2 separate regions of the Homo sapiens genome follow, and region 1 is linked to region 2. A link is a contact called in ENCODE Hi-C or POLR2A ChIA-PET data. All regions are on one chromosome and are shown on one strand. The core of a region is the stretch at or near the end of the contact, and the rest is flanking DNA. Distances in the headings are between cores, read along the strand shown.

Evidence for each region. Hi-C counts contacts between places; a loop is a spot of excess contacts on that map. ChIA-PET counts read pairs that join two places held with the same protein, here RNA polymerase II (POLR2A). Pooled maps may share reads with other maps.
Region 1: a pooled map shows a loop between it and region 2 (5-fold over the local background). The contact joins the promoter of MELTF-AS1 here to the enhancer-like site in region 2. A Hi-C loop is called at or near these places in 6 of 50 pooled maps. POLR2A ChIA-PET finds 5 or more read pairs at or near these places in 2 of 52 experiments (activated naive CD4-positive, alpha-beta T cell and activated naive CD8-positive, alpha-beta T cell).

The regions. Positions count from the first base shown.
Region 1 is chr3:197,001,213-197,004,354 of GRCh38, reverse strand. MELTF-AS1 (MELTF antisense RNA 1) reads right to left here and starts at 1,449. Exons shown (of 4, transcript NR_038285.1): 1 at 1,382-1,449; 2 at 385-753; 3 at 1-258. MELTF (melanotransferrin) reads left to right here. Exons shown (of 16, transcript NM_005929.6): 15 at 256-454; 16 at 904-2,615. The coding sequence ends at 983. RefSeq lists silencers at 491-890, 931-1,720, 1,871-1,950.
Region 2 is chr3:196,608,446-196,611,403 of GRCh38, reverse strand. No RefSeq gene overlaps it. Among named protein-coding and RNA genes, the nearest start is that of LINC01063, 23 kb to the left of the region's middle. Within about 2 kb of position 1,448, at least 7 of the 41 ENCODE cell types and tissues checked have a DNase peak (open chromatin) inside an H3K27ac peak, as active enhancers do.

The DNA of each region.
Region 1 (3,142 bases), core at 200-2,699, 390 kb before region 2:
TCCAGGAGCTGGAGCACCGCAGTGCTTCTGAACGCCTCTTCCAGTGGCACCTGCGGGCCTAGTGTCCCCACACCCGCTTGGGTGACAGAGGCCAATCAGTTGTCAAGCTTATGACTTCCAATCAGAGTGGTGGGGCCCTGAAATGACTTGCTCTTTGGGTCACTGTATGTAAAGCAATTTGCAGCTAGCGGCACTGGGCGGGTGACCCTGCCTGAGCCCAGTGAGGAGCAGGTCGTCTGCCTGCGGTGCTTCCAGGACCTGTTTGGAGACGACCACAATAAGAACGGGTTCAAAATGTTCGACTCCTCCAACTATCATGGCCAAGACCTGCTTTTCAAGGATGCCACCGTCCGGGCGGTGCCTGTCGGAGAGAAAACCACCTACCGCGGCTGGCTGGGGCTGGACTACGTGGCGGCGCTGGAAGGGATGTCGTCTCAGCAGTGCTCGGGCGCAGGTAGGACAGGCCCGCCCTGCCGCCTCCCCTGGTGCTATTCAGACCCCTTCACCCCAGAACCCTGAGGGAGCGGGGGGCGCTGCGGGTCCGGGGAGGCGGGTGGAGGCCCGTTCGCAGCAGTCCAGGTGGGGTGTCCCGGGAGGATTTTGGCCAGGAGGCTGCGGGCCGGGAGGGCGGGAGCCCGGCGGGTCTCCCAGACGGACCTGGGTAATGAGTGTGAACGCTCAAAACGGCGGCGCGGGGAGGATCTGGGGCCACGGCAGAGACATGCGTGTGCTGCCTTTCTGGAAAGAGCGCATCTGGAAGGGCAGCAGGGGAAAGGAGCACAAAGAGGGAGGCTGCGGCGAGTTCGGTCCCGAAAGATGCCCCCACCCCCACCCCAGAGCGGGCGCCTGAGGCGGCCACCGCGGCCCGGGCTTCGGGGCCTGACCCGCCGCGTTCGTCCCCAGCGGCCCCGGCGCCCGGGGCGCCCCTGCTCCCGCTGCTGCTGCCCGCCCTCGCCGCCCGCCTGCTCCCGCCCGCCCTCTGAGCCCGGCCGCCCCGCCCCAGAGCTCCGATGCCCGCCCGGGGAGTTTCCGCGGCGGCTTCGCGCTGGAATCCAGAAGGAAGCTCGCGAAGGCCGGGCCCGGCGTGGGCGGGAGCAGGCGCCTCCCCGGGAGCCCCGCCGCCCACGGGCGCCACCTGGCGCTGCTACCTGAGGCGCCGCCCCCGGGCCCGCGCGGCCCTTCCCGCCAACCGCCGCCTCCCGCCACCTGGAGCCGCGCGGGCCGCGCCGGAGGAGGCCGGTTGCCCAGGAAACCGCTGAGTCCGGGCTTCCCGCCGCCCGCCCCGCGGTGTCGCCCGAGGGGCCCGCCCGCCTCCTCCCCGCAGCCCCGCGCCCCCGTCCGCGAGGCCCCCTGGGGACGCGGTGGCCGCCGAGGCGCCTACACCCGCAGGCCGCGGCCAGGCCGTCCCAGGAGGCCCCGGCGCCAACGGGACCCGGCGCGTGGGACAGCGGCCTCTGCTGGCGGCGGCGGGAGGGAGGCCGGACCGGGGCGACGGGGAGAAGCCTTCGCCCGCGGGACCGTGTCCGGGGTGGGGGCTCCAGTTCCTCCGACCGCCCGTGCGCTGGGAGGGAGGCCGAGCCCGGGGAACGCCGCGTGCCCTGCCTCGTCCCCCACTGTGGCCGCGCCAGCTCCATCCCGGGCCAGCCGCGTCCACGGGCCCCCTCCCGAGTCTCCTCAGGCTCTCGCCTCCCCTACCCCCGTGGGATGCCCACCGCCCGCACCCACGCCCGAGCCTGGCGGCAGCAGCCGCCCCCCGCCTGAAGGGAGCCGGAGGTGACCCAGGCCGCGGGCTCCCGAGGCCCCTGAAGGGCTGCGCGTGGGGACCCGCCATGCTTCTGGGTTCCGAACGGGGGTGAGCTCCGTCTCCTCACCCGGCCCCGCACCCGCTGGGCCTGGGGACCCCTCACTCCCCGTGCCCGCCCCTCCGCGAGGCAGCAGAAAGCGCCCGGCCGGGGCCTCTCTCTACTCCATCTTGCCACAGTTGTCTGAGAAGCCAGAAAAAGTTTCCAGAACTGGCAGCCCTTAAAAAAAATGAAGAGGAAGAGAAGAAATGGGAGCAGGCAGCCCTCGTCAGCAGACCGGGAGCCGCGTGGGCGCGGAGCCATTTGCATTCCGGTCTGCGGGGGCTCGGGGATGCTGGTGACAGGCCCGGTTCCCGGTGGCTCGCCCCCACCTGCGGGCGTCGGGAAGGATCCCTTCCATCTCTCAGCCGCAGAGGAGGCCCTGGCAGCGCCCCGGCTGTAGCCATGCAACCCCGAGGAGTCCCGGGCACCTTCACCCCACCGGGAGGGGCCACAAGGACCTGGGCCTCGGCCACCAAGCTTTGTCCCCTCTCGCTGTGGGGGGCTAGTGATTCTCCTCCGACCTGACGATTGCTTGGTTTTTTCAAAAGGGAGTTTTGTGCGGTGAGAAGTGTGTTTCTGTGTGGCTAACTCTGGGCTAGCGTGCCGTGGCCATTGAAGGTGTGGCCTGCGTGGGTGCAGTGTAAGTGACGCTGGATTGTCAGGTGGCAGCAGGGGACCCCTGCTGTGTCAGTGCTAATGAAACATGTTGGTTGGTTTCTAAAATAAAGCCAAACAAGCCAGCACATGCAGAGGCTTGGACCCTGATAGAAACTTCTGCTGCCGATTTCTTTCGTTTTGTTAGGCACTCAAAGGCCTACCTGCTCCACCGAGAAGGGCAGATTCCATTCTCCAAGAGCCAGTCAGGGACCACTCTCATCCTCTAGTCAGTGAGGCCCCCCGCGCCCTTCTTCGACCTGGACTGGTTCTCTGGCTCTTGCAGGGCCTCCGCTGCCCTGGCACATTCCAGCTGCCTCCACCCCATCAGGCTCTGGGGTGTCTGCCCTTCTGTGGATGGGTGCAGAGAAGGGTGCAAACTTCTCTGCTGCCCCCTGCCCCACACCTCCAAAATAAGCGGCCCACATCTTTTCTCTGGCAAGCTCGCTGCTAACTCACTGGAGGGGGGCGTGGGGAGCGGATCTCCCAGAGACCCTACAGTGGGTGCTCTGTGGTATCTACTGAGGTGGGGGTGGGCCCGGCTGGTCTTCATCAGTGCTCTGCTCTCCCTCTGGAAGGGGAGGTTTTCTCTGCTTCCCTCTCTCATGGCTTCACTTGGCCCCCACACCACCACCCCTCGCCGC
Region 2 (2,958 bases), core at 199-2,698:
CCAGCACTTTGGGAGGCTGAGGCAAGGAGGATGGCTTGAGGCCAGGAATTCAAGACCAGCCTGGGCAACATAGAGAGACCATATCTCTAAAAATAAATTAAAATAAATTTTAAAAGATGTTTTTAAGCCAACTTGTCCCAACACCTAATCCTTTGGCTGAAATTCAAGCAACATGCCCATGAGACAAGGGCCAAAGTGCTCTTGAAAAAGAGCTAGTAATGATAAATAATGTTTTAAAAACACTCCACCATAAATGCAAACTTTTCACATTATTATCTTACTTGAGTATCTCACGTCTGTGAGGTATTTATTTTTATTATATTTTAGAGACAAGGCGCCACTCTGTCACCATACTAGAGTCTAGTGGCACGATCACAGCTCACTGCAGCCTCCACCTTCTGGGCTCAAGGGATCCTCCTGCCTCAGCCTCCCAAGTAGCTAGGATTACAGGCATGCACCACTATGCCCAGCTAATTCTTATTTTTTGTGGAGATGGGGTCTTACTTTGTTGCCCAGGCTGGTCTCAAACTCCTGGCCTCAAGCAATCCTCCAGCCTTGGCCTCCCAAAGTGTTGAGATTACAGGCATGAGCCACTGCGCCCGTCCTCTGTGAGATATTTATGAAAGGCATTATTAATACCCATTTATAGATAACAAAACTGAGGGCCGGGCGTGGTGGCTCACGCCTGTAATCCCAGCACTTTGGGAGGCCGAGGCGGGCAGATCACGAGGTCAGGAGATCGAGACCATCCTGGCTAACACGGTGAAACCCCGTCTCTACTAGAAATACAAAAAAATTAGCCGGGCATGGTGGTGGGCACCTGTAGTCCCAGCTACTCGGGAGGCTGAGGCAGGAGAATGGCATGAACCCGGGAGGTGGAGCTTGCAGTAAGCTGAGATCACGCCACTGCACTCCAGCCTGGGCAACAGAGTGAGACTCTGTCTCAGAAAAAAAAAAGAAAAGAAAACTGAGGCCCAGAGAAGGCAAGTGACTTGCCCAAAATTAACTATGTGACCTCTAACCTAGTTCAACCACGCCCAAGATGATAAACTCCCATGTACATGTTTGTCACCTTGGCCATGGTGGGACTAGGTTAGAGGTCACACAGTTACCACGCTGCCTCTACTGTGGTACACCTAGATACCGAGATAGTATAAGGGCATTGTAACAGTGGATTTCAGGGAGAAGCAGTGAGAAGGTCCTAGGATCACATTTTTGGGGATTTCTGCAAAACTACCCCTCATTACAGTGTTTTGATCCCCAGCCCCCCAGGTCCTACCCCCAGGCATTCCTTCTCCACATGCCATGCGGGTGTGGACAAAGCTATAGACCAGATTGCAGGTGGGTGTCTATGTTCTCATCCAGTCTAGCAAGTGAGTGGGGAACATAGAGATGTGTAAGAAATTGTGAGAGGCCTTTGCCTTCCGGGTGATGATAGTCTTGGAGATCAGTGTGATGCCTCTGGGGTAGGTGAGGAACTGGGGGAGCCAACCAGCTTTTCCCTTCCCTTATGCTGTGTTTCTTATTTCCAGAAATATTCTTATTACTAGAAGGTGATTATTTGGCCAGACCTATACTCCTGACCATTGGGAAAAAAATGGGAAAATGTTGGACATGAAGGAAGGGAAAGAGAAGAGTGAGAGAAACTAGAACATTTATGGCCGAAGCAGAGGATAAGAAATTAGGAAAAAGCAAAGAAAAAAAAGCCAGGTCCTCAATAGTATTGAGTGCATCTTCCTCCTTCCAAAATAAACGGCTGCCAGCTTTAGAGAAAACATATTTGTGGCTCAACTCACCACAGGTGCGGGTTTGACTCTGAAGTGGGACTGAGGAACTAGTTTACTTTTTCCATTCCATGTGTTTCCTCATGCAAGCTCCTCCCCACAGGGCACCCCTTGGCACCCCACCCTCCCCTGGGCACCTGACATGTGCCGCTGCTGCCCCCTGCTGGGAGAACACTGTTGGATCCCGGGGAGAGGGACTCCTTTCAGAGTGGCCACATCAGGGGCAGGAGAGGAGGGGACTTTGAAGGGTAAGTGATAAAACAGAGCATTTAAATATAGCCAGACACTAAAATCTTTTCACAAAATGTCTGAAACGTCTGGCTTATAATCAGCATACAGGCCTGTGAAAAGGGGTCAAGGAAGTATAAGGTGGTTGGGTACCCACCTGAGATGGAAGCCTTTTAATGAGGCCTAGACTACCCATCTCCTCCCTTTGGTATATCTGAAGCATTTTAGCCTTCTTAAAGCACAATGTTTATTAAGTGGTAAAAAAATTATTCAAAGACTACATGGCTAAGATAATAAGCTTCATACTCTTCGACAACTGTTTTCTTCCCTTTTATTCCAAAGTCCACAAACTGACCCCAACTTACCTCTTTATTTCTGTCTCCCACTATTCTTCCTTGCACAGGCTGTGACCTATGTTGTCTTCTACCAACTCCCCCTGCACACACACTTATAGCTCTATAAATAACACACATTATAACAAAGTTATGAAACAAGAACTAACAAAAATGAAACAAGAACAGGTAAATATTTTTAAAGCCAATAACCTCATCATTGTATTTTTTATTCTTTGAATTCTGTGCTGTGTGCCTATGTTTCATATTCAAAAATAGTAAATTCATTAGTTTATTTTTAAATGAGAAAAAAATGGGTTAGAAATCTTACGAACATGACATATGTTTAATGACTTTTAAAATCTAATAGAATAAACTCCATACTGAGCACAAAGAGAAAATTTGTGAATTAACACAAGACAGAGCAGTAAACACGATAAAGACATTTTTTCAAGTAAAAAATATGTGACATCAGCTAGGCAATCGAGACAATACATTGGGTCTCTAATATATCCCCTTTTAAAAGCCTCAGAAGAAAATAACAGTAAAGGAGAAATGATTGAACAGATTATAGTTCATGTGAATATCCACATGTAAGAGAATGAAGTTGAATT